Regions from separate parts of the Mus musculus genome. Here region 2 is linked to region 1. Evidence: chromatin loops called from intact Hi-C (ENCODE). Cell type or tissue: left cerebral cortex. All regions are shown on one strand. Links, peaks and the distances in the headings refer to the core of each region. The heading gives the core; the rest is flanking DNA. Region 1 holds the start of Atp13a3 (ATPase type 13A3). Region 2 has its middle 17 kb from the start of Gm52252.

Region 1 (8,553 bases), core at 379-8,378:
CTGGACAGAACTCCTAGAACCCTCATGAAACTGAGGTAGTACCAGACTTCATATATACTGTTCTCCTATACATACACGACTATGAGGAAGCTTCATTTATAAATTAAGCACAGTGAGATTATCAACAATAGTGAAGCAACTTAACATTATACTATACTAGAAGCTATGTGGATGTGATCACTCCTTTTATATTTTCTCTTCAAATATCTTACCTTTAACTAAATAAAGGAAGTAATTTCTAGTTTTTCTTTGGACAACAGAACTGCTAGCTATATAAGTAAAGATACTTACAATAACTAATAACCAACTAGTAGGCACAGGCAATGAGTGTGCTAGACCAAAAGTTGTCTAGGGTCTAGACCAGAACAATGGGACAGTACAAAATTTTTATCACTACTCAAAACACATAGCTACTGATATGAATCGTAATATAAATATTTTGGAGATAAAGGTTTGCCAAAGGGGTTGAAACCCAAAGGTTGAGAACCACTGGTCTAGATTATTTCTGGAATTTTCCATTTAATATTTTCAAACCCCAGCTGAATGATCACTAACTGAAACCACAGAAGGTCAAACTACATGGGTGGGAGCTGTGTAGAGGGAGACTATTGCGTTCAGCGTTCAGAATTTGTCTCAGCACTAGGATTTTAGAGCATATCAAGTCTACCAATTTAGCAGATTAATTTAACAGACACTAGATTAACCACTTTTAGCATACCTCCATTTTAAGAGTGTTCTTGTCAATAAATGTTAAGCTACTAACTCCTGCTCAATGTATGCTCTAGTCACATACAAGGTCTAATATTTAGTACTTACAGTTAGTGTAGGCCACGTAGACCACCAAGTATACTGCCAAATAACCCGTTTTACTGGCCTGAAGTCACAGGTTTATAATCCCAGCTACTTGGGAATCTTGGACAGGAAATTTTTAATCTAAGGCCAGCCAACCAGGACGAGTGCATTGAGACTCTACCAAAAATTGCACTTAAAAACACAGAAGGGAAGCCGGGTGTGGTGGTGCACACCTTTAATCCCAGCACTCCGGAGGCAGAGGCAGGCGGATTTCTGAGTTCGAGGCCAGCCTGGTCTACAAAGTGAGTTCCAGGACAGCCAGGGCTACACAGAGAAACCCTGCCTGTATAAAACAAAACAAAAAAATAACACAGAAGGGGCTGGCACGTGGCTCTGAATAGTGTCTGCCTACACTTCTGTGAAGCCCTGCATGCAAAGGCATGCATCACAAAACACAGAATCCATTTCCTATAAGACCATCATCATCAAAATCTCTTGAAATTCTATTTTATCCTCCAAACACAATGCATAGGGTAAGAAAGGAACTCAGGAAGAACTAGCTGAGTCCTCCCCTCTTCACATGCACTCAGGGGCCCTCAAGCCTCTTAGAAATATTGTTCTTTGTAAATTGAAATGAAACAGGAAAGGGAAAAAGAAGAACAGTTAAGAAGCAACTTACAGTTTAAAGACTTCGAAGACAACCACAATCTAAGTTTAATATTACTGTCTACAACACAGAAGTTCTTATTTCTTGGTTTGTGTAAGTATGTAACTAGGAACTTATTGCAAAACCTGTTTCCTCATCTAGAAAAGAAAGTTCAATAACTACCAAGTATTTACTTTAGGGCCTAGTACATAGTACAATATCTCAATAACTATTGCCACTGACAAAGTTAAATCAGTAATCAGTCAGGTCAGACTCCCAAATCCCATGAACTCTTTCTATTACAATTTTCTGTTAACTGTCAACACACATTCTTTCTTTTTTCTTTTTCTTTGAGACAGAGTCTCATGTAGCCCAGGTCATCCCTAAACTAAGTCTGTAGCTGAGGATGCCTTTAACTTCTGATTCCCCTGCACAAATAAATTACAAGCATTTGGCACCACATCCAGGATTGCACCCAGGGCCTCAGGCATAGTAGCAAGCACTTTACCAACTGAGCTACATCCCCAAGCCCCAACACTTATTCACAGAAGAATCGATATTTGAAAAATAAACATTTGGGGCTGGAGAGATGACTCGGCAGAGCACTGGCTGCTGCTCTTCCATAGGACCTGGGTCGAATTCCCAGCACCCACGTGGCAGCTCACAACTACAGTTCCAGGGGATCTGATCCCTCACACAGACAGACATTCAGGCAAAACACTAATGCATAACATAAAAATAAATTATTTTTTTTAAAAAAAGAAAGAATCATTTGGGAAACTGGTATTACATGGTTATTAGGGGCAAACTAAACATGTTGAACTATGTTAGTGCTAATATCTGATAACAGAACCAAGCACTTCATAGGACATGAGATTTTCTTTCTACTATCTATGAAACTACTTTAATGCCAATATAGGAATTTATATAACTAATTCTAATTCTAAATTAAATTCTCAAACTAATTCTAAATTAAAATTTCAATTTCTGTTACTGGTTGGCCTGGGCTAAGAAATCAATCATAGCGCTCCATCAGCTTGAAGCTTATCAACTTTGTTTTCAAAACTACACTGCCACGTAATATTTTCATCTGATTACAACCGTACTTAAATGAAACATATAAATTATCACTTTTCCTGCCTAATCCCATAACCAAAACAAGCACTGCTGTTCTAACAACGTTTAAAAATCTCAACTACTCCATCCTCTACCTAAACTAGTGACAAACGACTGGGGAGTGGGGAGAGCAGACACCAGGAAACACCAGGAAACGGAGTAAACAGTATCCTCCCTGCTAAACTTAGTGCTGCTGCCTGTAACACAACTACTCAGAAGGCTGAGGCAGTATCATCTTTTTTCCTCTTCTACAACTGTCATTAATGGGTTTACCATCTCAAAAAGAACTTCCAGAAACTGATGTACTTTTGAAGTTGTTGGACAAACCCTGATGGGATGTCCACACAATCTATCTTAGCAACTACAGCCTATTCAGCAAAGCAACAGTCCTCAAAAAGAATGCTACACATATATTCCAGGAAAACAAAACTGATGCCAGTTTTAGCAAAAAAGGTTTGGTTCTAATCAAAGGTGGAGCCCGTTTAATGACGTGCTGGCCCTTCCAGAATAAAATCGCACTGGAGCTAGAAAGATGGCTCAGCAGTAAAAAGTGCGTGCTGCTCTTAGGACCTAACCACTGCAGTCAGCTCACAACCACCTGTTTCAAAGGGCCTGGCCTCCGAGGGCATCCACGCCTTTCACATACATACTCAAGCACACATGTAAGTAAAAACAAATAAACTTTCACATTAGCCTCAAACCCTCTATAATTGTATTCGTCACGAAAAGGCCCCACATGTCTTGGATTTAAACAATCCTGCAGTCCTGCTTCACAGATCAAAAAAAAAAAAAATCACCATTAACATACTCAAACGTGTTCCATTCAGTTCAGAATCACATAAATTTCTGGGTTTATGACTCCAGAACCATTCATTTTGCACTAATACAAGCCACTAAATATAGCTCTAAAACATTAATGACTGGGAGCTAATTATGTAAGTGATTCATACCTCTTATGTATCCAGACACCAAGATCCTAGGGTGCTTCTGTCAGACCTAAGGGGGAAATAAACAATGAACACCTGTCACAAAAGCCTTCCAAACTGGGAAGCCCCAAACAGTTACTGTCAGTCGACAAATGCTACTCCTTCCTCCACTCCCAACTCCACACCCCACCAGAAAAGCGATCAATCAGGCCCACAGTCTGTGTGAAGGCGAGGCCAGAGAGTACGTAGCGAAAAAAGGGTCTGGGCTTTTCTAGTCCTCACGGCCCTGCGTCTCTCCCTTTAATCTGGAGTGTTGACACCTCAAGTCCGCTTTCCTTTCTGGACTTCGGTTATCGGTGTAGAGTGTGCTGATAGTAGGGTGATTTACTCGTCGGTGGCTGGGGCCGAACTAGGCTTCGGACAGTCAGCACCGGCACGGACCCATCTGGGGCCCTTCCCACATTCTTGCTCCGGGCACATCACCTTCTGGACTTTCTAGAGCGGCTGGCCTAGCGGGGCCGGCCGGCACGCAGAGGGTGCACTCCAGACCTCCACACGTACACGTGCTCCCAGACAGTGCCGGGTCTCCGCACCCCTCTCCCTGTCACACACATACCCCTTCCCAGAGAGGTGATGTCCGATTCGAGTCGAGGAAGCAGCCACAGACCCACCTGGTACCCGCCACCCGGGCGACGCCGTTCGCCTCCTCCAACCTCCCCATCACCTTCGCCTCCCGCCCCACACCCCGCTCGCCCAGTCACTCACCAGCCGCGCCGCCGTGCCGCCTTCTCCGCGGCCTCCCGGCCCGGGCAGCCAAAAGGCCGCAGGGGGCCGGGGGGCCGCTTTCGCCACCGCCGCCGCCTCTCCTCAGCCCAGCCCCATCACCCACGGCCGGCGCCGGCGGCCGCGGGTCGCTCGGGCTCGAGGGTCCGCCGCCACGCGTCGCGGCTCCGGCTGTGGGAACAGAGGCGCCGCGGCGGGGCCCGGGCCGCACCGGGCTCAGGGGCGTCCGCGCTCCGCTGTCGGCGCCCGGGGCGGCGGCGGCGGCGGCGTGCAGCCGGGCAGGGCGAGAACAAGGGAGCGCGGCGCGGAAGACCGGCAGGGGAGGAGGACGGTCTGTGCTGCGAAGCGGTCTCCCGCCGTCGGCGACGAAGCGGACCCCCTCCCCGCGGCCACGGCGCCCGGTCACGCTGCGGGGAGGGCCGGCGGGCACACGGGGAGCGCCCCGCGAGCTCAGGACTCCCGCGCCGGATGTGAGGTCACGTGATTGCCTCATCCCAGCGCCCAGCGCGGAGGGGCCGTCAGGGGGCGGGGCGACCCTCCGGTCCCGCCCACCTCCTCGCCTACGGGGCCCCCAGCCCGCCTAAGCGAGAACTGCTAGCGGGATGCTGCTCAGGACTCATTTTGCGGGAGGCGATCAACTTAGGTGTCGCTTCCCATGCGAGGAGATCGTAGTCCAAACCCCCATTTTCTAAACAAAGACACTGAGGCCCAGTGGTAAGTGCAGGCTTGTCTAGGGTGGCAATCATAAAGGACGCCTGTGCTGGCAAGGTGGAGAGCAAAGTCCTAGCTCTGGACCCAGATTCTTTCCCTCCTTTATCCCCACCTATACCAAAAAGAACACTTTAATTCCAATGGAACTCCTGGCCCAGCCCACGGGCGTGGGACAGAGAACAGTCAGGTAGGTAAGAGAGCTTCCATACGGAAGACAGCCGGGTCTCAGAGAGGAGTTTCTTCCGACAGAGCTGGAAGCAAATTAAATACTTCCCTCCACAGGAGATTTATCTTGGGGCACTGCCTCGCCCGGATGTTCAAATCGCGGTTTTGGTTTTCACTGCCTTCCGCTCCCTGTCGAGCGCGGGAAGCTGAGCCTGCCACCTGCTGCCTCCAGCTCCGCCATCTTTCCACTCTGAGTCTACCTCACCTGCATCCCAGACGCCTGGCCATCTTTGTTCTCCTACCTTCCTACAAACATAACTTTTAGCTGCTTGACTGTCTTAGAGGAGGGAACAGCTGTGTTCAGCTCCTGTTCCCATACTTGGGCACCGTCCACCAGAGGCATGGAGCATCCTGCCTCTTGGTCCGCAGCAGAGAGTAGCACCTCATTTGGGTCGGTAATGTGCCCCAGATACGTGGCCCTAATACACTTCAATGGGAACAGTAAGGATGCTGATCCTGCTTTCCAACCGCAGTGGTGAAGGGCTGGATGGCAACCACGAAATTCTTTTTACCAGGTAATGTGGACATCACAGTAAATGACGATGAGCCACAGCTGTGGCTTCCCAGCTCCTGCTCCCCATTGGGTTTCAGCCCTCCGTGTGTTCCCTAGCTCACTTGTGTTGGAGTACGTAAGTAGTCTAGGATTGAGGAAGTCTGGGTAGAACTGAAAAAACCCTGCACACACTCCTGACAGCTTCCTTAGCAGTTGGTTATTTACCTCGCAGATTTTAACAAGCACAAGCCTCTCCTGGTCCTATAAATAAAACTGTCAAGCCAACCATCCACTTAGAGTGCCCTCTTCAATTAGCCATCAAGTGTTTCTGACCCTCTTATGCACACCTCTTAAACAGTGGGTCTCCCCCTGGCCTGCCTGTACTTCCTCATTCCTCAACTCGTGGCAAACTAACCACACACACACACACACACACACAGAGAGAGAGAGAGAGAGAGAGAGAGAGAGAGAGCTCAACTGACAGTAACCCTTGACCTTGTCATCCACCATTGCAGAACTGTCCTCGGTACTACCTCTCAGCATCTCTCTGCCACATTTGACACTGTGGGTGTTCTCACCTTCTGAAATTACTCTACTGCCTCAGCTTGCAAAGGATTTTGCTCTCCCAGTTGTCAAGTCTCTGTAACTAAGACCTCTCTGCCTTCCTCCGTGGCACCAGTTGTGAAGCAGCACCTGAAATGCAGGGCAGCACCTAAGCCCCACAGCTGTGCCCACTCGGCTGCACTCAACTCTGGGAGGATCAGCTCCACCCTTGGCTTTGAACTCCCACATCAGCCAGATGCCTTTTACCAAACAGAGACTCAAATATCCAACGGCTTGTCATGCATCTCTATGGAGAGCTCACCAAGAAACACCAACAGTTGTCCAAAACCCTCTGCCTTTAAAACTGCCCCTCCCAGAACTATGAGCACTGCCATCACATAACCATTTGAATTAGGAAATTAGGAATAGATGAGTCACCCATGATGAGTCACCAAGCCCTATCTGTTTCACGTCAAATTCCTACCTCCATTCCTCTGGCACCCATTCTTTCTAAGCTATGCCTCTTTGGCAGCCTCCAACGGCCTTCTTTGGATGAACACATCCTCCACACTGCCTCCAAAGTCCTGTCTAAAATGCACAACTACTTAAAGTCCTAAGGTCAATGCACTCAGGTTTTTTTTTTTTTTTTTTTTTTTTTTTTTTGGTTTGCTATTACATGTATTTGTGGGGGTGAGGGACACATCATGGCACAAGAGCAGATGTCAGAGGGCAATCTTATTATGGAGTTGGTTCTCTGGTTGCATGCTGTGGGTCCCAAGGATGGAACTCAGGTGGTCAGGCTTGGTACCTGCCTGCCATTCCACAGGCCAGCACTGGGGTTTTAAAACACAGTAGGAGCCGGGCGTGGTGGCACACACCTTTAATCCCAGCACTCGGGAGGCAGAAGCAGGCAGATTTTTGAGTTCAAGGCCAGCCTGGTCTACAAAGTGAGTTCCAGGACAGCCAGGGCTATACAGAGAAACCCTGCCTCAAAAACAAGACAAAACAAAAACAACAACAACAACAAAAATCAAACAACTTGGACTATAGGAGACCCTGTGTCAAGACAACAAACAGACAAACAAACTTGAAAAGCCCAGACTTCAACCAAAGTTTTCTTTAAAAAAAAATTTAGGGGGCTGGTGAGATGGCTCAGTGGGTAAGAGCACCCGACTGCTCTTCCAAAGGTCCGGAGTTCAAATCCCAGCAACTACATGGTGGCTCACAACCATCCACAATGAGATCTGACTCCCTCTTCTGGAGTGTCTGAAGACAGCTACAGTGTACTTACATATAATAAATAAATAAATCTTTTAAAAAAATTTAAAAATATATATATATATTTTTTTTAACGTGTGTGAGTATACTGTCACTGTCTTTAGACACACCAGAAGAGGGCATCGGATTCCATTACAGATGGTTGTGAGCCACTATGTGGTCGCCAGGAATTGAACTCAGTACCTATGGAAGAGCAGCCAGTGCTCTTAACCACTGAGCCATCTCTCCAGCCCAACCAAATTTTTCAAACTAAGGCAACTCACATGTATGAGTGTTTTGTCTGCATGCATGTCTGAGCACAACATGACTGCCTGGTATCCTGTGGGGCCAGAAGAGGTTGTCACCTCCAGGTACTGGAGTTACAGACAGGTGTAAGCTGCTATGTGTGTGATGAGAATTGAACCTGGATCCTCTGAAGACTCTCGGTTCTCTCCAGTCCATTATTTATTTTTGAGACACTGTCCCTCTATGTCACCTTGCTGATTGGAACCTACTATATATCCCAGAATAGCTTAAAAATTTGTGGCAATCCTCCAGTGGGTGCTGAGACTTCAGGTTTGTTCTACTTCACCCATGATCTCTTCTTTCTCTTTGAGACACCTTTTCTATCAATTATGTTCAATTACGTAGTCTTAGAATTCCTCCTCTTTATTACTCCTTTTTACTCTTTTGTCCTCTCTCTTACACACACACACACACACACACACACTGCCTAAAAACGAAAGGTAACACCTCTAGTGTATGCAATGACATATTCTTCCCAGGTAACCTTATCTACCATGGGTGTAGCTATCATCTGCTTGTACATTAATAACTCTCAACTGCATCCCTATAGCCCATTCCTTTCTTGCAAGACAGAACCATACATACCTCCCTGCCTAGCTTGGTTGTTGTTGTTTATTTTGTTTTTTAAATTGTATGGTGAGAGTGAGGTGAGCATACACAGAAGGCTGAGGTACCAGACCACCTTGAGATGAACTGTTTGTGAGACATCCAATATGGATAGTGAGAATTGAACTTGGATCCTTGGGAAGAGCAGC
Region 2 (8,553 bases), core at 295-8,294, 120 kb after region 1:
GCAGCTGGTACACAGTAAGGGCCTTTGCCCTCTGGGTCTCGACAGCCTGAAACAGTCTTCGTCCCCTTCGTAAACAGAAAGGCTGAAGTGGACCTGTGTGGTGGTGACACACACCGCCCCCATGAGCAGCAGGGCTTTCCACCCCAGCTTGCCGGGTTCGCAGCTGGAACACCTCTGCAGCTATTCCGCTGACCCACAGGACAACTGGAAGCCAAACATTTTTCATTCTCATCACCTCCTCCACTCCCCACTGGGAGCTTTCCTGCTGTTCCCGCATTCCGGATGGAATGGCGCAGCTGCAGCCGGGACACTGATATCTGATGCCAGGACATAAAAGCTGGGCAAGCCAGCGGACAAAATGTGAAAGAGTTTGGTAAACACATGAGGGAGACTGGGGTGGACAGACAGGTCCAGACCTGCCCTTTGTGGCAGGAAATGTTGCCTAGAATGTCCTCTCTTCTCCCGCAGATGGCGAGAGGGCAGGAGCCACCTTAGGCAGCTGTGACCCTGTGCTGGATGGAACTCTGCAGCTGACACAGGCTGCCTCAGGACATTTAAGTCACTGAAGAATGAACGGACTTTTAATTAGGGAGAACAAGGGCCTTGGCTTCTATGATGCAGCTTCTCCTGGGCAGTCCCAATAATCAGAGAAGGAAACGTCAAAAGACACAGTTGTTTCTTTGTCGTGGTTGTTTTGAACAGAGAGTTCTCCTTCCTTCCTTCCTTCCTTCCTTCCTTCCTTCCTTCCTTCCTTCCTTCCTTCCTTCCTTCCTTCCTCCCTCCCTCCCTCCCTCCCTCCCTCCCTCTCTCTCTCTCTCTCTTTCTTTCTTCCTTTCTTCCATTTTCTTTTTTCTTTTCCAGGCAGGGTTTCACTCTGTAGCTCTGGCTGTCCCAGAACTCACTAAGTAGCCCAGGCTAGATTCAGACTCACAGAGATCCACATGCTGGGATTTAAGACAAGCACCACTAAGCCTGGCTAGGACAGAGGGCTCTTAATTCTCAGCTAAATACAGCTTTGCTGGCAACTGAGGGACAACTTACGGGAAATGGCCAACAAAAGTCACCTCTAGCAAGAAATCTGCTCCCCACAGAAAGAGCCAAGCATCCTGGGAGAATATGGTTTAAGCAGGGAGTGGTAAACACATCAGGATTAGTCACACTCATCCTGCTTCCTGAGCGCGTGAAAGCGGCTGCTGAAAGGTTTACAGACATGACCTTGGCTCAGTTGCTTCTTATGGATGCTGCGATGATTCCTGTTCATATATGTGCAGAGACTGGAGGGCAGATGATCCAAAGTTAGTTCAGAGCACAAACAGGATCCACACGCTGATCTGTCGCCTGATTCCTTGTGCTTATATCGTTCAAGATAAACTAAACTCACCGCTTCTAAGTGCCATCATGGAGAATGATGTCAAGTTATAACACATTTGGAAGCATCAATACTTATCACATAGATGGGAAGACCCAAGCACAGACATTTAAAAAAATATTTATTTTATTCTTTTTTGTTGTTGTGTTTTGTTTGTCTATTTGTTTGAGACGGGGTTCCCTGTGGAGTCCTGGCTGTCTTGGAACTTACGTACCAGGTTGGCCTCGAACTCATATCTGCCTGCCTCTGCCTCCCGACCGCTAAGGTTAAAGGCCTGCACCACCACCAGGATTATTTTATTCTTGATCATGCATATGTGTGTATGCAGGTATTGTACATGTGAGTGCAGGTGGCCTCAGAGGCCAGAGGAATCCGATTCCGTGGAGCTGGAGTTACAGGTGATTATGAGCTGCCAGATGTGGGTGCTGGGACTTGAACTCAGGTCCTCTGGAAGAGCAATATATGCTCTCAATGGCTGAGCCCTCTCTCCAACCCCATCACTGAAGTTTTTTTTTTAGGAAAATGACATTGACAATTTGCTACGAGATCCCTCTGGTGGCAACAGGGTGGACTGGAGCTGGACAGGAAGACTGGAGATCCGTTAGACTGTGGCTGAGGCAAAGGCTCATGGGTAGCGGAAGCACCACGTGCCTCTGAGCTTCGCTTCGCTAGTGTGGTCTGCAGAGCTGCAGCCTGGGTGACACCTTGAGTGTGTCAGAGACACAGACGCTCGTGTGTATGTGTGAGCCTCACCCTGACTCCTGTAAGAAGACAGGAGATTCTCAGTAAGTGCTTTAAAACCTGGCCCACGTTGGTATGGCTCCCTGGGCTTGTCATTTGTTCCTAATCATGGATCCTTCTAAGAATCAGAGGAAAGGCAAATGTGCATATGTGTACATAGTAAAATTGGAGAGGATCTATAGAACAGCATCAGGGTTTTCTCTTCTCACGACTGGGTCTGAAGAAATCTCTAACTCTTCGCAGTTTAGATGGGGGAGGGAGGGTAAGGAGTTGGTGCTTCAAAAAATTTTAGGCCTGAAATACAGGTTGTTGTTTTAGGTGTCTGTAGAGAGCCCAGGCAAGGCTCCATCACACGCAGCCTTTGCTGTGAGGGGGGCAGACTCTGTTCCCATACTGCCCTCAACCCCGGCATTGTTCTCCAAACCTCTGGTGATCTGAGCAGATACCCTAGAGAGACAAAACGGGGCCCACCCTGGCTTCCTTGGGCAGGACAGGGCCTGGCTGTATGTTTTTCTTTAGTTTCAGAAAAGCCAAAATTAGCCTCTCTGTTGTTTCTTTTCTCAGGAGCCTCTAAATTGTATCTCAGGAAAGGATTATTGTGCTCTGGGGACCCTATCTTATCGTGGGGTGTGGCGGTGGCAGGGGGTGGGAGTGGGGGATGGGTAAGAGGGAAATGGTCTTTGACAAATTGGTTCACTTTGGACAATCACATGACTTCCCACCACATCATGCCCACCCCAGCTTCGGTAAGGCTATTGTGTCAATTCCCAAATATTCAGCCAAGTGGGAGGCCTAAGAAAGTCCGGGAGAAACGAGATCTAAAACACAACCATGTGGATGAAGCCCTTTGCTTTCTCTGTCAGGGGTGACACCAGGGAGGCCCTGGCTCTGGGACTTGTACACTGGCTTGAAGGACTGCACACACAGCTGTGGCAAGCCAACTGTTAGGGGCAGTCACCACCTCCTCTTGAGAAGAACAGTTCTGTCTGAGGTGTGGGCTCTGGAGGCTGGAGCATTGGAGCCAAGTGTGTGTCTCAACATAGGCTGGGGTCCCTTGCTGACCCCTTCTGAGGAGATATGAAACTATTCTCGTGGCAAAAACTGCTCAGAAGACAAAACTCACGTGTGGTCAGCCAGGGAACAAAATGTGAGCTGTTTCACACAAAGAATTTAAGGCACGGCCAGGCGTTTGTTTGCCCTTACGCAATCTTCAAAGACTCCTGGGTCTGGTGAGAGCGAGCGAGCGAGCGAGCGCGAGCGTGAGTTCCCACTGACCTCACTCAGCCTTGCTCAGCTTGGGGACATTGGAGGGGGGGCGCGGACAAGGCTGGGGATGGGCAGCCACACGTGAGAACGAGCGTTATCGACGGGGAACACTTTTTCCTCGTGCTCATTCGGTCATCTGTCTGATATGTCTGTGGGTGGAGGTGGGCAGGAGGGAAGGGAGTGTCCAGAAAAGAGCCATGAGGTCATCGGTGCACCGGGCTTCCCTCGCTGACCAATTGTCTTCCTGACGTGGATTCCCAGGGGCTGTACCTCCGCTCCCACACTTGCTAGGATTCCCGATTTGGATCTACACATTTTCTTCCATCTCAAACTATGACCCGACAGCCAGACAGGCAATATATTGTTTGTCAAGACATCTGAGATTTATCTGAAAGCTGCAGCTTGTTTTCAGCTTTGCCGACAGCTTGGATGCATTGGACCCTATCTGAGAGCTATTCCTGCTGCATAACCCCCTAGCTAGGCACCACCATATAGGCAGCCCTCCACCTCCTTGCCCAAGCCCTATCTACTGTTCTGTGACATCTTACTAGGATTTGGGGTTCCTCCCCATCCCCCCCCGCCCCATATCACTGAATCAGTATTACTAGTGAGACGCCTAGACCTTGAGAATCTGTTGTGAGCATGACACCTTCAGAGAGTCTGCAGTGTGTGTGTGTGTGTGTGTGTGTGTGTGTGTGTGTGTGTGTAGGTAGGTAATATGAAAACTGACTTAGCTCCAGTCTTTGGTTCATGAATAGTTCCACTGTGGACTACAGTGTAGAAGTGTGCAGCCGCAAATGAGTTAAGTACCCAACCTCCCTTCTCTACAGACATCCTTCAATAACCAATGAGGCTCAACCCTCCTGACACACTGGTCCTTTTTCCTGGCTGCATAGAGGAATTTGCTGGGTTTTGAACAACAGCCCATCATGTGGTTTCCAGGCAGAGATTAGGCATGTGGGAGATTTTCTCCTACCTTACAGAAAGAAGCAAGCACCTGCCCTGGAGTCCCAGATATCGGCTTCCTCAGGAGTACAGGTGTTGGTAGTCTTAAAGGGGTACCCCCTTTGAACAGTAGTTTTCAGCCCATGTGTCTTGACTTCTGGAGGAGGGGGTGTCAGACAACCAACCCTTTCACAGGGGTTGCCTAAAACCACTGGAAAACACGATTCATAACGGTAGCAAAATTACAGTTATGAAGTAACAAGGGAAATAATTTTATGCCTGGGATCACCACGACATAAGGGACTGCATTAAAGGGTCACAGCATTAGCGTGGCTGAGAACCACTGATCTAGAAGCTTAATAGGAACCACTAAGTACAGTCTTCTGGGCAGACGTCGGGCTTACAGGGCATTTTCTTTCAAAGAACAACCTCACTGTCTGAGAATCCGGATGTGTTGCCACCCTAAGGTTCCAAGGTAGTCAGAGAAAAGCTGCAGCCACCTCAGGGCTCTGGGGAGAGGAGGCGTGGCTCCGTGAGCTGGAACCTGACGTTTGGAAGCAGCTGGTAAACAGAGAGGAGCTCTTCAGGTGAACTACTGGGTCAGCAAAGGCCAAAGCTGCCCCGACGGCCTGTGGGGCCAGCGGAAGGCACAGTAGGACCCGTGTCCAACAGTGACACCGTGAGGCAGCAAGTAGTCACAGCAGCGGTAACGGCCACTAATATCCGTTGGTTTTTACTTAGCCATCACCGGTCTCTTACTACTCATACTTACTATGTCCTGCTTTGTTCTCTGTGCCTTTATATTGTTCATATTTGTTGATGGATTCATTGTGTTTGGATGTATATACTTTACATAGCTTATATAGTCATTTACTGGAAATATTTGTGTGTGCTATGTAGCTTGGTGGCTTTGAACCTCTGACCCTCCTGCCTCCCCCTCCATAGTGCTGAGGGCTATGGGCACAATCCACCACGCTGGCAAATGCACAGCCTCTACTGTGGAACTAGAGAAACAAAAATGAAATGATGTTTTCACCCTCAGAATTTGCAAAACAAAAAAAAAAAAGGTGAACGTGGTTATGGGGGTCCCCAACCCAGTCACTAACTCTATAATACACAAAGGGTTGGGCCAGGAAACGTGAATGAAATCTAAACCACGAACAAGCCACAGGTAGTTCTGATGCAGGGCCAGGGTGGAGAACTGTTGCTTTAATTCAGTAACCGTCACAACTCACAACGAACAGGCAGTCCCATTTCCAGGAACAGTCTAGTTTTCATGAGCATGGCCGAAACTGCCTTTGTGTCATACATGTGTGGGGAATTGTACTCATACACATATAGGACATGTATGCATCCATGCGCCCCGGGCTCTTGACCTCTCTACTTGGGAGACCATGATCTGCTCTTCAAAGACAGACTCAAAGGTCATATCCTTGGTAACTTGCCTCCCAGCTCTGGCTTTCAACAGCCCAGGCTCGCTGGATGCTATGATCTCATCTCTAGACAACACAGGCCAGGACTGGGTGTTATTTAGATTCCTTCCAGACCCAGCAGGGTGGCCTGGACACACTAACCCCTCAGAAAGTATTATTTGATGGCTGGAGAGACTGCTCTTCCAGAGGACCCTGGTTCAATTCCCAGTCTCCACATGGTGGCTCATAACTGTAACTCCAATTCCTGGAACTGGCACCTTTATAGACATATACATACAGACAAAAACATCAATGCACATTAAAATAAATAAAATTTAAAAAGTGTTAGTTGAATGACTATAAAGGAAGGGAAAAGCCAAAGAATATGGAAAGGCAAAGGAGGCAGAAATGTAACCCCATTCATAGGCTAGTCAGTGAAGTCTGATTTAATGTTGGTCCCTTGAGAGAGTTCGACATTTGTTCTGCACTGTGACTGCCCATTGGAGCACTGGCCTGTCTCCCAGTAACTGTGCGTACAGGGAGAGGTGAAATTACAGTATTACTAAGCAACATTCCTTGTCTCACAACCGCTTGTGATGGGAAGATATTAACTATCTCACTTTACAGCTGAGGAAACAGAGGAAGATGTTTCCATGTCGAGCTCCATGTGGCTCAGGGGTAGGGCGCTCGTGGAGCACTCTCTAGCATGGGTTCCCTGTCTGCTCAGTGGGCTCTGCTCTGCCTCTCTGACTCGGCCATTAAGGCCAGCATCTCAGACTGATGGTTATTCTTTGTCAGCGGGACTGGATTTGGCAGCACATCTCAAGGAGATTCTAGTGTGGTTTAACAGAGTGGGGCAGACATGCCCTGAGGGTGGTTGGCTCCCCGTGGGCTGAGAGCTGAGCCTAACACTTACTTCCCTGAGCCTCCTGACTGTGGATGCAAGGTGAGTTGTCCTGCTGCCGTGCCCCGCCCCCTGCAATGAGAACCTGCACCCCTTCAAATTGTGAGCCCCCCCAAAAAACCTCTTCCTCAAGTTCCTTCTGGGTGGGTCCTTGGTCATAGTGATAACAAAAGTAACTGAACTAGTCCAGTCCCCTCTGTCTCCCATCTTCCCTGACATGCCAACACTGGCTCCCCCAGGACACTGGCTCACTTGGGACCGTAGGCGAGTCACTAGATTGACTGCGGGGGGGGGGGGGGGGGGGAACTATTTCCTGCCCAAGGCTGCTCTGTGACCAAGGTAACACACTGTGTGGCTCTGCTCACACATCCCAGGGTCTCCTCAATCCTGCATGCTCACCATTTTAACTGTACATATGGCTGGATAATAAAAATGTGTTCGAGCATTGAAAGACAACCAGGCCGGGCGTGGTGGCGCACGCCTTTAATCCCAGCACTTGGGAGGCAGAGGCAGGCGGATTTCTGAGTTCGAGGCCAGCCTGGTCTACAAAGTGAGTTCCAGGACAGCCAGGGCTACACAGAGAAACCCTGTCTCGAAAAAATAAATAAATAAATAAATAAATAAATAAATAAATAAATAAATAAATAAATGGCAGACTCTGAAAAAAAAAAAAAAGAAAGACAACCAGGTGAGCTTGAAGGAGAAGCGGAACTGGTCCTGAAAATGGGAGAATCCGAACAAACAAAAGGCTTTGTGCCATGAGACGGTGACAGCGGATTTCTCTTTGGGATGTTTTGGAGTTTAAAGGGCTCTTTCATTGCCTCTTAGGCCTCTTTGCATTTCCTGTCAGGCAGAAGAGGTGGACATATATGTGAGCTTAATAATGACAGCCAGGCCCAGTGGCTCACAACTATAATCTCAGTAATGAGGAGGCTAAGACAGGTTCAAGAGCAGCCTAGGCTATATGATGAGTCTAAAGTCAGCTAGGACTACACAGTAAGAGTCTATTGAGAGAGAGAGAGAGAGAGAGAGAGAGATCAGAAAGAATCCTACAACTCGTTAGTGGTAGGAGTCAAGACTTGCCTTCTGAGTCTAAGATCCACGACTGTCTGATGTATAGCAGGCCAGAGCCAGCTGGGGACCCACCAGGTCCTGACCCACCAGACAGTATTACGCCTCCGCCAGGCCTGAGTGCAGGCCCTTCATAGCCCTGTGTTTTATTGTATATTATCTTATCTCAATAGGAAAAGGCAATTGAGGGAGAGAATTTCCTTGTCTGGACGCTCCAGGCTTTCCGTTTGTCCTGCTTCCCTAGTCCAGTCCACCCTTGTCACTCACAGCCGCAGAGGCATCTTATCCGGCTCTCTCTAGGCGCCTCATCCAAGTCACAGGGCCTGTTGTTTTCTCGGGGCCAGGAAACCTGGGATCTGGAGCCCGTCCTGGCCATCAGTATTGCTTTGCTTGGCACCCAGCCACACCTGAAAAGCGGCTAAAAAGTGGCCTCTGGTCACCTAGCTCTTTCATTCGAAGAACCTGAGGACTTTAGGGCCTTGCTAGTAAGTGTGATTGATGTCCCAGAGAGCCTTCTCAATAGGGCTAGCACCGAAAGCCTTCTGTTTAGTCTTTACTTTCTCCGACAGCTTCCTTTGAAAAGAGCCAGTCTATAGGGAGAGCCAGAGGTGATGGTACACACCTGTGAGTGGCCGTATTTATGCTGGGACCTCTGCCAGAATAGCCAGTGTTCTCAAACACAGAGCCATCTGTCCAGCTCTGGTTTTTGTGTTTTAAGCCATGTGAGAATGAGGAATTCAACTAGTAAAATTAAACCTAGAGATTCATGTCAGGACAAAAGATAATCCACTCAGGTACAAGCCCAAATGATTTCAAGGTAATTTAAATGTGCTCTTCAGTTGCAG

What was found. Hi-C counts contacts between places; a loop is a spot of excess contacts. Peaks named below come from ENCODE experiments on the same cell type or tissue, not always from the same donor. Only the 100,000 strongest peaks of a DNase experiment are listed, where the experiment ranks them.
Region 2: it touches region 1 in a loop (3-fold over the local background); 38 of 42 quality-filtered maps call a loop at or near these places.

The regions. Positions count from the first base shown.
Region 1 is chr16:30,384,103-30,392,655 of GRCm38, forward strand. It overlaps Atp13a3 (ATPase type 13A3), which reads right to left and starts at 4,428. Exons shown (of 34, transcript NM_001128096.1): 1 at 4,246-4,428; 2 at 3,505-3,550. In left cerebral cortex, for the core only: a CTCF peak has its summit at 4,802; DNase peaks (open chromatin) are centred at 3,207, 3,809, 4,073, 4,789 and 1 more place; H3K4me3 peaks cover 2,289 bases; H3K27ac peaks cover 1,912 bases.
Region 2 is chr16:30,499,265-30,507,817 of GRCm38, forward strand. No RefSeq gene overlaps it. Among named protein-coding and RNA genes, the nearest start is that of Gm52252, 17 kb to the right of the region's middle. In left cerebral cortex, for the core only: a CTCF peak has its summit at 5,012; DNase peaks (open chromatin) are centred at 322 and 4,986; H3K27ac peaks cover 427 bases.